Regions from separate parts of the Homo sapiens genome. Here region 2 is linked to region 1. The links are chromatin contacts, found by Hi-C or POLR2A ChIA-PET in ENCODE. All regions are on one chromosome and are shown on one strand. The core of a region is the stretch at or near the end of the contact, and the rest is flanking DNA. Distances in the headings are between cores, read along the strand shown. Region 1 overlaps IVD (isovaleryl-CoA dehydrogenase). Region 2 has its middle 36 kb from the start of CHST14.

The links. A loop is a pair of places that touch in the nucleus more often than their neighbours do. ChIA-PET counts read pairs that join two places held with the same protein, here RNA polymerase II (POLR2A). Pooled maps may share reads with other maps.
Region 2: a loop to region 1 is called in a pooled map, with 3 times the contacts of the local background. The contact joins two enhancer-like sites. A Hi-C loop is called at or near these places in 5 of 50 pooled maps. POLR2A ChIA-PET finds 5 or more read pairs at or near these places in 7 of 52 experiments (A549, Caco-2, H1 and 4 more).

Annotation. Positions count from the first base shown.
Region 1 is chr15:40,419,676-40,426,228 of GRCh38, reverse strand. IVD (isovaleryl-CoA dehydrogenase) reads right to left here. Exons shown (of 12, transcript NM_002225.5): 12 at 4,921-6,553. Among named protein-coding and RNA genes, the nearest start is that of IVD, 17 kb to the right of the region's middle. Within about 2 kb of position 4,153, at least 9 of the 41 ENCODE cell types and tissues checked have a DNase peak (open chromatin) inside an H3K27ac peak, as active enhancers do.
Region 2 is chr15:40,503,709-40,510,261 of GRCh38, reverse strand. No RefSeq gene overlaps it. Among named protein-coding and RNA genes, the nearest start is that of CHST14, 36 kb to the right of the region's middle. Within about 2 kb of position 3,066, at least 4 of the 41 ENCODE cell types and tissues checked have a DNase peak (open chromatin) inside an H3K27ac peak, as active enhancers do.

The DNA of each region.
Region 1 (6,553 bases), core at 2,904-5,403:
GGAAACAGCCCAAATGTCCATCGACAGTAGAATGGACAATTAAATTGTTGTATTTCCACATTATGGAATACTACACAAGAAAAAAAATTGAAGAGATTACAGTCCTGCTCATTAACATGAATGAGGCTGGGCACCGTGGCTCACACTTGTAATCCCAGCACTTTGGGAGGCTGAAGCAGAAGGATGGCTTGAGCTCAGGAGACCAGCCTGGGCAACATAGTGAGACCCTGTCTCTATAACATTTAAGAAAAAAAAAAAAAAATAGCCGGACTGGGCCTTTAATCCCAGCTACTGAAGAGACTGAAGTGGGAGAATCACTTGAGCCCGGGAGGTCAAGGCTGCAGTTAGTCATGACTGCGCCGCTGCACTCCAGCCTGGGTGACAAAGTGAGGCCCTGTCTCAAAAACAATAAAAAATTTAAAAGAGCTGAGCATGGAGGCCACTTTGGGAGGCTGAGGCAGGCAGATCTCTTAAGCCCAGGAGTCTGAGACCAGCCTGGGCGACATGATGAAGCCCCATCTCTACAAAAAATACAAAAAAATTAGCTGAGCTTTATGGCAAATCCCTGTAATCCCAGTTACCTAGGAGGCCCAGGCAGGAAGATGGCTTGAGCCCAAAAGGTTGAGGCTGTAGTGAGCTGTGATCATGAACAGAGTGAGACCCTGTTTCAAAACAAAATGAAAAACAAACAAACAAAAAAACCAAGAAAACAAGAAAACAAAAACTATACAATGATGAGCCAAAAAGCAAGATATGGAAGAATATATATATATATATATATATATATAGTATGAGTCCAGCTATAGAAAGTTTGAAATCAGGCAACCTAAACAATATTGTTCAGGGATCTATACAGAGGCAGGAAGCCATTGAGAAAGGTAAGGGGAGGATTATCACCAAATTCAGGATGGTGGCTCCCCTGGGGAGAATATGTCAAGGAGGGGCACATGGGCTTGGAATACTGTCTTCATTGACCTGCGTGTTGGGTACACAGGAGTTTGTTATTTTTCACACTGCATATGTGCATGTATATACTCTCCCATATATACCATGCATTTCACACAAGAACACAAAGGCTGTGTGGCTCTGCTCTGCCCCTTTCCCCTTCCAGCTCCCATTCTCGTCCTCAGCTAGCAGAGGAGGGTCAGGGTCTTTTAGCACAGCTTCCTTCTGTCTCTGAGTGGGTCAGAGGAGTACGGGGATGAGGGCCTCCCTTCTGCGGCTGGGCTCTGGCCACTCCAGGGTGGGAAGGCCTGGAGAAAACAGGGCCAGGCAAAGCCGGCTGGCCCTGCTGTTTCTGCCAATGCTGGGATTAGGCCAGGGCTCTGGCCCACCTGTCATTTCACTCATTCAGCATGAACATAGCCACTGAGCACTTACTGTGAGCCCCGGGTGCTATTGGGAGAGTTCAGATAAGTGAGAGAGGGTCTTTGACCTCAAAGATCTTACAGAGAGGACCGTATACACAAATAACAGTATACCAGCAAAATGTGAGCTAAGTGTCATGTGACTACTCATCTACTCTTTCAATAAATATTTGTTGTGCACCTATTACATGCCAGGAACTGTGCTGGATGGTGATCATGTAAAGACAGTCAAATCACAGTCCTAGCTCTCAGATTCACAGCCTGCCTAATGCTGGGGAAACTGGAATAAACAACTGTGTGGCAAGCCCATCAGTGCAGATATGCCCAGGGAGAAGGAGAAAGGGGACCCATCCAGGATGGATGAGATGGAGACAGAGGAATGAGGGAAGGTTGGAGAAGAGAGGTCTTCCTGAAGGAGGCAGGCCCTGGCCTGAGGCTTTAGAGATGAGGAAGCAAGAGAAAGTTTGAAGGGCTGGAAGGACTTCCAGAGCTGCCCCAGACCAAAGGCACAGGGATGAGAAACATGGCAGTGAGGACTCCTTGCAACAAGAACACGAACATTCAGCAGGGAAGGAGGGAAGCAGCAGAAGGGGAAGGCCCAGGGGGATCAGAGTCATATTTGCCTTGCCAAGCCTTAGATCTTACAGGTGCTGGGAGCCACTGAAGAATTTGCGGGGAGCTTGATAGTTCACTGGTTCAGTGTAGAGGAAGGGTTGAGGGGCATGGCCTGGAAGAAGGAAGGCAAGTTGGCAGGATGTTAAGATCCAGGAAGTATTTAAGAGATACCAGGCTAGCCTCTGAGAGTGGCTGGGTGGTGGGTGAGGGAAAGAGGCCAAATTCTGGAACGGCCCCCTGCAAGAGTAACCAAGTGGCGCACACAGGGAGAGGAGAGCTCCCACTCGGCACTAGCGTGGCTGTAGGCTCTGGGTACCAAGTGTGGGCAGGGGTTGGGGACAGCCAGGAATGTGAATGGGGCTCTGCACCACCTGATTTCAGGGCTCCCAAACACTGGCCCGTGGACAGGGCTGGCCCGAGGAAGTGAAAAAAGTATGGGCATAACTTCTCATAAATCAAATGTATGCACTTTAAAGAACTATCCTTGGGCCGGGCATGGTGGCTCATGCCTGGAATCCCAGCACTTTGGGGGGCCGAGGTGGGCAGATCATGAGGTCAAGAGTTTGAGACCAGCCTGGCCAATATGGTGAAACCCTGTCTCTACTAAAAATACAAAAATTAGCCGGGCATGGTGGTGTGCACCTGTAGTCCCAGCTACTCGGGAGGCTGAGGCAGAAGAATCGCTAGAACCCAGGAGGCGGAGGTTGCAGTCAGCTGAGATTATGCCACTGTACTCCAGCATGGGCGAGAGAGCGCAAGATTCCGTCTTAAAAACAAAAACAAAAACTATCCTTAAAAGTGCTTACAATTAAATCAATAAGTAAGCATGTCACTTAGAGGTATGAAGTGAATTATCAAAAGAAGCCCCTTAAAGATTCAAAAGTGGTTTTGTCCTGGGAGTGGGAATGGGGATAGGAGGGACAGGGGACTTTTATTTTTTTAAATAAGCTTTTAAAAACTGTAGTATTTTTTAAAACAGTGAACATAAAGCATATACAAAAATTTAAGGGCTGGGCACACTGGCTCAACGCCTATAATCCCAACACTTTGGAAAGTGGAGGCAGGAGGATCGCTTGAGCCCAGCAGTTGAGCCCAGCCTGGACAACATGGTGAAAGCCCGGCTCTACAAAAAATACAAAAATTAGTCTGGCATGGTGGTGCACACCTCTAGTTCCAGCTACTGGGGGGCTGGGGGTGGGTGGCAAGGGGGAGGACTGAGGCCAGAGGATCCTTGAGCCAGGGAGGTCGAGGCTGCAGTAAGCTGAGATCACGCCACTGCACTGGGTGACAGAGTGAGATCCTGTCTCAAAAATAAATAAATAAACAAACAAATAAAAATCCTGGCCTAGCTGGGCGTGGTGGCTCATGCCTGTAATCCCAGCACTTTGGGAGGCTGAGGCCGGTGGATCAATTGAGGCCAGGGCTTTGAGACCAGCCTGGCCAACATGGTGAAACCCCGTCTCTACTAAAAATACAAAAATTAGCCAGGCATGGTGGCACATGCCTGTAATCCCAGCTATTTGGGAGGCTAAGGCACGAGAATCGCTTGAACCCTAGATGTGGAGGTTGCAGTGAGCTGGGATCGCGCCACTGCACTCCAGCCTAGATGACAAAGTGAGACTCCGTCTTAAAAAAAAAAAAAAAAAAAAAAAAAAAAAAAAGTCGGCCGGGCGCGGTGGCTCACGCCTGTAATCCCAGCACTTTGGGAGGCCGAGGTGGGTAGATCATGAGGTCGGGAGATCGAGACCATCCTGGCTAACACGGCGAAACCCCGTCTCTACTAAAAATACAAAAAATTAGCCGGGCATGGTGGCGGGCGCTTGTAGTCCCAGCTACTCGGGAGGCTGAGGCAGGAGAATGGCGTGAACCTGGGAGGCGGAGCTTGCAGTGAGCCAAGATTGCGCCACTGCACTCCAGCTTGGGCGACAGAGCGAGACTCCGTCTCAAAAAAAAAAAGCCTTTTATGAAATGATGGTAATAGAGGATAGGCTTCCCCCAACCCCTCTTCCCTTTCATGTCCTTATTGGCTAAAACAAAACGTCGTTGAGTCCTGAAATCCCAAACTGGGGGCCTTGAACCCCAGGCAAAGGCCATATAGGCTGGCTCCGCGCGTTTGCAACCCAACCCCGCGGGCAGCCGGCAGGGGTCAGGCGAGCTCCATGCGACACTCGAGCTGCGTCTGGCAAGCCAGTGCTGCGCTCGAAGAAGCGCGCTGCCTCGAGGGAGAGGGTCAGAGGAAGGACTCTGGACCTGCCCTAGGCTGGGGGTCGCGACAGATGGCCACCTGGGTCTTAGGTCCCAGCTCCCACCCGGCAGGCAGGGACTGGGAACCTCTCTCCAGACCGCGCGGTGTGTTGACACCAGGTCTAGTCCCATTCCACCGAGGGCAACTCACCTTACCGGTCTTCTGAAAGGGGGCCCTGCGCGAAACCTTGCCTCCTGCACTCGGTTGTGCAAAGATCAAGGATCTCAGACTTGAGAGGGTTACATGGGCAAGGGATTGTTATCACTAGATTATATGGATTTAGAATTAGGACTTAGGCTCCTGGGGAAGCCTGCTTTAGGACTCAGATGGTGGTTGTAGAAGATTGCCTTGCAGACTCACCCTTGGGGATGTGATTAGGTCTGGGGCAGGATCCAGGAACCTGCATTTATTCTAGGTTGCCAAATTTTGATAAGGGGTGTGCTCAGACCACGCTTAAAAAACATCCCAAGGTTCTGTTGCCCTCCCACAGGGCAGGCAGCATCAACAGCAGCGAGCTGCCCTGATAGTGTGACCTGCCTAAAATTGGAGTGGAGTAAGAGCCAGCCGCAGGAAGGAGCAGTGCTGGCAGCTGGTGCTGCAGATTTGCCCAATGCATGTAGGCAACCAAACACGCCCACAAGAACCAAAGTAGACGTGCCCCTTGTTCTTCCATTTACCACTCAGGCTGCATGGTTCATTTTGTTTTTTTTGCTTTTAATTTTAAAACATTTATTTTGCTTCACATATAGAACCAGGAAAGAAATCACCTCCCCAAGTCGACAGGGCTTAGACAGACTGGATGAAGCGCCCCATTTTGCCACATTGTCTCCAGGCTGGTCTCTCCAGCCACACATTAAGCCAGCAAGATGGCCCTTTTAGTCACATTCATCTCCAACATAGCAGGGAGCAAGACAAGGAAGTGAAAGGGACTGCCTATGAGCCCAGGATCTTGCCCTCAGGATGGGACGGAACTGGGGTTGGTGAGGAGCCAACCCCACCTGTCTCAAGCCTCAGGCTAGGAACAGCACTTGGCTGCAGGCCAGGACCAAGAGCCAGGATAGGTGCTGCTGGGCTGAGAACCAAGAAAACCAGTTCCCTCTTTTTGGAACTCGGAAGGGGTGGAACAACCCAGACCCATTCCCTTCTCAGATCACACTCTATCCAGACTGCTGTACAGTGCGGCCCAAAGCTGGAATTCTCAGAACACCCCCATTTTTGCCATGAGCAGATCTGGATTCTAGTTCGTTTTGACCTTGAGAAAGTCAAATTGTGTTGATCTTTTTAAAAACAAAGGGGCGGTTTTCAGAAATCTATAAGCTTCCTTCTGGCTGTAAGAACTTAGCACTCTGGGCTCCCTGCTTCCTTTAAAACTCACTGGGAGATCTGGGAAAGGGAGGCTGAGACCTCTCTCCTAAGGGCTGATTTTACCTTCCTGTCCCTCATGAAAGAACGGGCTGGAGGACAGGAATAGGACCTGGGCCAGCCACTCTCCAAGGACACAAGCTGGATCCAGACAGGAAGCAGCGGCAAGTAGATTGCTTCTCCCCAGATAGGTTTGTTTCACAATATATTTAATACAAAATGGCAGCAGCCACTGTGCAGTTATAACAAAATTAGCCATAGGGTATCTGGAGAAATGTACACAGGCAGCCTCAGCTGGAGTCATGCGAGCCAACTCCGGCCTGCTCGGGTAGGGCCTGTGCCTGCTGCCCAGTCAGCTGTGGGTGGTCACACGGCCAGGACTGGATGGTGCCCGTGGCAGGGCGGTGCACAAGGGCTCAGAGGTGCTGTACAGGAGGAGCCAGTCTTCCAACAGTACACAAAAGCACGCTGTCCTCTGCTCTGCCCCCCCTGCGGACTCAGCAGCATGTGTGTTCATTTATTTTATTATTATTTTTTGAGACAGAGTCTCACTCTGTTGCCCAGGCTGGAGTGCAATGGCGCGATCTCAGCTCCTGCAACCTCTGCCTCCTGCGTTCAAGCGATTCTCCTGCCTCAGTCTTCTGTGTAACTGGGATTACAGGCGCGTGCCACCAGGCCTGGCTAATTTTTGTATTTTTAGTAGAGACGAGGTTTCACCATGTTGGTCGTCAGGCTGGTCTCGAACTCCTGACCTTGTGATCTGCCCGCCTCGGCCTCCCAAAGTGCTGGGATTACAGACGTTGAGCCACCATGCCTGGCCTATTATTTTTTGAGACAGAGTCTCGCTCTGTCGTCCAAGCTGGAGTGCAGTGGTGTGATCTTGGCTCACTGCAAACTCTGCCTCCCGGGTTCAAGCAATTCTCTGCCTCAGCCTCCTGAGTAGCTGGGATTACAGGAGCCTGCC
Region 2 (6,553 bases), core at 1,817-4,316, 85 kb before region 1:
TTGGATGACAACTACCTACACCCGTATTTTCTTTTATTAATCAAATACAAATGTAGCTGAGGTATATGGCCTCATTCGATCCTCACAACCCCTTATGAGACTGAAACAGTGGTAAAGTGATTCCTTCTTCCACATTGTGAATTTCCTTCACGGAAAATTCTGAACATACAGTACTTCAAAACGTAAATCTTTTCCACAGTGTCACAGATTTCAAACTAATTATAAATACTACATATAAATGCTGTGTAAATATGACATATACACACACACACACTATAAATGCTATATATTTATATGGTAACATCTAAATGCCAGGTACTGCTCTAAACACTTTCCATAGTAACTCATTTAATAATTACAATCACCCTATGAAGTAGAAACTTATTTTTTTCAAAGATATTTTTAAATTATTAATTTTTATGGCTGCATAGGTGTATCTATTTAGGGGTACATAAGATATTTTGATACAGGCATATAATGCATAATAATCACATCAGGAACTGGGCGCGGTGGCTCATGCCTGTAATCTCAGTACTTTGGGAGGCCGAGGCAGGCAGATCACGAGGTCAAGAGATCGAGACCATCCTGGCCAACATGATGAAACCCCATCTCTACTAAAAATACAAAAATTAGCTGGGCATGGTGGCGTGTGCCTGTAGTCCCAGCTACTCAGGAGGCTGAGGCAGGAGAATCCCTTGAACCTGGGAGGCAGAGGTTGCAGTGAGCCAAGATCGTGCCACTGCACTCCAGCCTGGTGACAGATCGAGACTGTGTCTCAAAAAAAAATAAAAATAAAAATGACATTAGGGTAAGTGTGTTATCTACCACCTCGAGCATTTATCATTTCTTTGTGTTAAAAACATTCCAATTATACTCTTTTAGCTTTTTATTTTTTAAATGGAGTTTCGCTATGTTGCCCAGGCTGAAGTACAGTGGCACAATCTCGGCTCACTGCAACCTCTGTCTCCCAGGTTCAAGCAATTCTCCTGCCTCAGCCTCCCAAGTAGCTGGGATTATAGGCATGTGCCACCACACCGGGCTAATTTTTGTATTTTTGTATTTTTTTTTTTTTTTGAGATGGAGTCTCGCTCTGTTGCCCAGGCTGGAGTGCAGTGGCATGACCTTGGCTCACTGCAACCTCCACCTCCCAGGTTCAAGCAATTCTCCTGCCTCAGCCTCCTGAGTAGCTGGGACTACAGGCGCACGCCACCACACCCAGATAATTTTTTTTGTATTTTTAGTAGAGACGGGGTTTCACCATGTTAGCCAGGATAGTCTCGATCTCCTGACCTCCTGTTCCGCCCATCTCAGCCTCCCAAAGTGCTAGGATTACAGGCGTGAGCCATCGCGCCCGGCCTAATTTTTGTATTTTTTGTAGAGATGGGGTTTCACCATGTTGGCCAGGCTGGTCTCGAACTCCTGACCTCAGGTGATCCACCCGCCTCAGTCTCCCAAAGTGCCAGGATTACAGGCGTGAGCCACTGCACCCGGCCTCTTTTAGCTGTTTTTAAATGTACAATAAATTATTGTTGACTGTAGTTACCCTGTTGTACTATCAAATGCTAGATCTTATCCATTCTATCCAAGTATATTGTTATACTCATTAACCCCACTACCCTCCCCACTATCCTTCCTAACCTCTCATACCATGGTTCTACTCTCTAGCTCCATGAGTTGTTCAATTGTTTTAATTTTTAGCTCCCACAAATGAGAACATGCAAAGTATGTGTTTTTGTGCCTGGCTTATAAAGGTATTTTAAGCAAGACCTTATCTCTACAACAAAATGAAAAAATTAGCTGGGTGTGGTGACACATACCTGTAGTCCCAGCTACTCTCAGGAGGCTGAGGATTGCTTGAGCCTAGGAGGTAGAGGCTGCAGTGAGCCGTGATTGCACCACTGCATTCCTGCCTGGGCAACACAGCAAGATTCTGCAATAAATAAACAAACAAACAAATAAATAAATAAAGGTACTTTAAATTTGAGGCTTAATTTACATACAGTAAAATGTACAAATTTTAAAGTACAATTCTGAGTTTTGACAAATGTATGTACTCATGTAACCATCACCTCAGTCAAGATATAGAACATTTCCATCACTCCAGAAAGTTCCCTGTGCCCTTCTCAGTCTGTACTATGCAAAGAAGCCACTGTTCTGATTTCTAATACGACAGATTAGCTTAGTGTTTTCAGACCTTCATACAGAATTGTAGAGCGGTTTATTTAATCCAGTGCTTTTGAGATTCGTTTATGCTGTGGTATGTATCAGTAGTTTGTTCCTCTTATGCTTAGTATTCCATCATATGAATACATCACAATGTATTATGACTTTGTTTATAGACGTTTGGTTGTTTGTAGTCTTTGGCTATTATGAATAAACCTGCTATGAACATTTGTGGGCAAGTGTTTCGGTGGACATAGATTTTAATTTCTTTCTCTTTTTCTCTCTCTCTCTCTGGTCTCAAACTCCTGGGCTCAAGCGATTCTCCCGCCTCGGCCTCCCAAAGTGTTGGGATTACAGGCGTGAGCCACCGCACCCAGCCTAACTTTATAAGAAACTACCAAATAGTTTTCTAAAGGGATTGTCAATTTGGTATTATTACACAAAAAAAGGAAACTGAGACCCAGCCACGTTAATTGCCTCAGAATAATTAGCCCAGGCATATGTGTTCTGGAGTCTCTCTAGCTGGGGCTGGGAAAAGAAAAGGTTGTGAGGTGGGAGTGAAGAGATGCTAACCCAGGAGAGCCAGCCTCGAACCGTCCCGTCCTGTGTGCTGGGGGAAGAGCCCCGGCTACAGGCAGGAGACAGGGCTGTCCCGGCTGAGCTCTGGGGTCCTGCCCGGGGTTTGGCCGGCAACATCACCCCTCGCCAGCTTCTCGGGCCCCCTGGCTTCCCATTGCTCACCCAAACTCCCCCACTGGGAAGCAGCAGGCGGGCGGGCACAGCACTAAGCTGCCTTCACACCGAGGCGCCCGGGAAACGCGAGGCCAGAACAGAAAGCCCAGGAGGCGTCTCTGCAGATCCTGCAGGGGGAGCCGCTCCCACCGCCAGAGTCTGGCGGAGGGCGGGTTTCCACCGCTTGGAGGGGAGGCGGGAGCCCTCTTGGCCTTGGCGGGAGTGTTCCAGAGCCTGCTCCCCTGACACGGCCCCCGCGGTATACACAGCGCGCTGGACTGTTAGGTCTTTTCTCTTTTCTCCAGTAAGTGATTTTGTTGGAAGCTGCTTACATGGAGAAGTGAGATCACATCGAATAGTAAAATCAAACATCTCAGCTGAATATTCCTTTGGTTGCAAAGACACCAACTCACAGATTCTAACAATAGAGTTGTCGACATTGAAACAGGAGTGGAGGAAATAGATTTTAAATGTTAGCATTTTGTACAGACAGCCATTTGAACCACGAAATACCATCTAACATACAATGGGTAATTGAATAGAAAGCAAACACATTTTCATCAATAAGATGGAAACTGCCTTTTGTTAAAAACCTGAAGATACACTCTGAGGAGGCCCAATTTACCTGGCAACTATGTGCCTTTTTCTGTCTGACTTGTCCTTGTACGTTAATATTTTGATTTACTTGAAAGGAAAAGTTGTAAATATATGAGAAGTGTTCATGATGAAATGGAATGAAAGTCTGAGAGGCCTAATCAACCAGTTGTCTGTTCTCAGATATTCACTGGGTTCCCAGGTTAAACACTGCAGAGGTTCCAAAAGAGGTGAGGAGGGCCAGCGATTGATTTCACTGGGAAGACAAGACTTAGGCACAAGAAGCAATTCGCTATACAGGATGGTCTGTACCATGTAGTTATGTCACTAGTCATGAAGATTCAAATTTTCCTAAGACCACCATCATCCTACCAAAGTAGAATTAAAAGTTCACTGAGCCAGGCACAGTGGCTCATGCCTGTAATCCCAGCATTTTGGGAGGCCAAGGTGGGCGGATCACGAGGTCAAGAGATTGATACCATGCTGGCCAACATGGTAAAACCCCATCTCTACTAAAAATACAAAAATTAGCTGGACGCGGTGGCGCATGCCTGTAATCCCAGCTACTCAGGAGGCTGAGGCAGGAGAATGGCTTGAACCCAGGAGGCGGAGGCTGCAGTAAGCCAAGATTGCACCACTGCACTCCAGCCTGGTGACAAGAGTGAGACTCCGTCTCAAAAAAAGTTCACTGAAATCATGTGAATTTTTTTACATTTAACTTTTTGCATAGGCAATATGTTAACAAGATTCAACCGTCAGGAGATATTTAAAACATTTTCACAAAGTCTCCTTCCTATGGCATCTCTTAGCCACCCTTCCCATCTGTTTTCCTTCTACTTTATTAATCTGATCCCAGAGTTGCTTTATGCACCAACACACACAGAGGAATAAGCTCCCCTCCTTTTTACACAAAATATAGCATACTCTTCACACTGCTCTATATCTTGCTTTTTCCCCTTAATATATTTTAAAGATCTTTTCATTTATTTATTTTTAAAATTTATTTATTTAGAGACAAGGTCTCACTCTGTTGCCCAGGCTGGAGTGCAGTGGCGCAATCATAGCTCACCTAAACCTTAAACTCCTAGACTCCAGAGATCCTCTCACCTCATCCTCCTGAGTAGCTGAGACTACAGGAATGTGCCACCACGTCCAGCTATTTTTATTTTTTCGTAGAGATGGGGCTCACTTTGTTGCCCAGGCTGGTCTCAAACTCCTGGCTTCAAGCAGTCTTCTCACCTCGGCCTCCCAAAGTGCTGAGATTATAGGTGTTAGCCACCTTGCCCAGCTGAAAATCTTTATATATCAGCTTATAGAGAGCTTTCTCATTAAAAAATATTTTTCAAATAATACGATATTATCTCACTGTATGAATGTACCATAACTTAATTTTCCAGTCCTTTTATCTGTGGGCATTTAGGTTGTTTCCAATGTTTTGCCATTACAAACAATAATGCAGTGAATAACCTATTATACATGTCATTTTACACATAAGTTTATCTTTAAGGTAAATTTCTAAAGTGGAGTCTGCTGGATGGAAGGAAGTGCATTTGCAGTTTTGAGAGATATTGTCAAATTGCTCTCTGCAGAGGCTGTCCCACATCACCCTCCTATGCCCTCACCTACAGAGTGTGTTATCAAAGGTTTGGATGCTTGCCAAACTTTTCGTGAAGAAGGTTTTCAGTGTAGTTTTAATTTACATATATCCTACGAATGAGATTGAACATCTTTTCATATATTTAAAGCTCATTGTGTTTTTTTCCTGTGTATAAACTCTTATACCCTTTGCTCATTTTTTATTGGGTTATTAGTTTCGGGTTTTTATTTCTAAGAATTCCCATGTAACAGAGAAATTACGTTTTTTGTTTGTTTTGAGACAGAGTCTCACTCTGTCGCCCAGGTTGGAGTGCAGTGGTGTGATCTTGGCTCACTGCAACCTCTGCCTCCCAGGTTCAAGTGATTCTCCTGCCTCAGCCTCCCAAGCAGCTGGGACTGCAGGCATGCACCACCACACCTGGCTAATTTTTGTATTTTTAGTAGGGATGGGGTTTCACCATATTAGCCAGGCTGGTCTCGAACTCCTCACCTTGCGCCTGCCTCAGCCTCCCAAAGTGCTGGGATACAGGCGTGAGCCACCGTGCCCGGTCGAAAAATCAAGTTTTTGTGATGCAAGTTGCAAATATTTCCCCAAATTTTACATTGTCTTTTGACTTTGCTTACAGCATTTTTTCCATGCAGGAGAGTTTTTCTTTTTAGTGTGTTAAAATATGTCCATCTTTTCTTTTTGTGGCTGCTGGAGTTTATTCATAGACAGAAAGGTCTCCCCATTTTAAGGGAGGAGTTAAAAGAGCAGAACGTATTTTTTATATATATGTGTGTATGTATATATATTTTATATATATGTATATATACACACATATACATACACATATACACATATACACATATACATATATACACATGTATATACACATATACATATATACACATGTATATATACATATACATATATACCCACACACATATATATGTGTGTATATTTTTTTGAGATGGAGTCTTGCTCTGTCGCCCAGGCTGGAGTGCAGTGGCATCATCTCGGCTCACTGCAACCTCTGCCTTCCGGGTTCAAGCAATTCTCCTGCCTCAGCCTCCCAAGTAGCTGGGATTACAGGTACCTGCCACCACACCTGGCTAATTTTTGTATTTTTAGTAGAGACAGGGTTTCACCATGTTGGCCAGGCTGGTTTTGAACTCCTGACCTCAGGTGATCCGCCGGCCTCAGCCTCCCAAAGTGCTGGGATTACAGGCATGACCCACCACCCGGACAACATATTGTATTTGTATAAGACTATTTGAAACAAAGCATCTATTGCATAATGTTGATCCCTACTCCTGCCCTACATTAGTACATACAATAAATAAGCATATGATATGATAATATGATCCAAGGTGACTTTTTTTTTGAGACAGGGTCTTATTCCATCACTCAGGCTGCAGTGCAGTGGCACGATCATGGCTTACTGCAGCCTTGACCTTCCCAGGCTCAGGTGATCCTCCTGCCTCA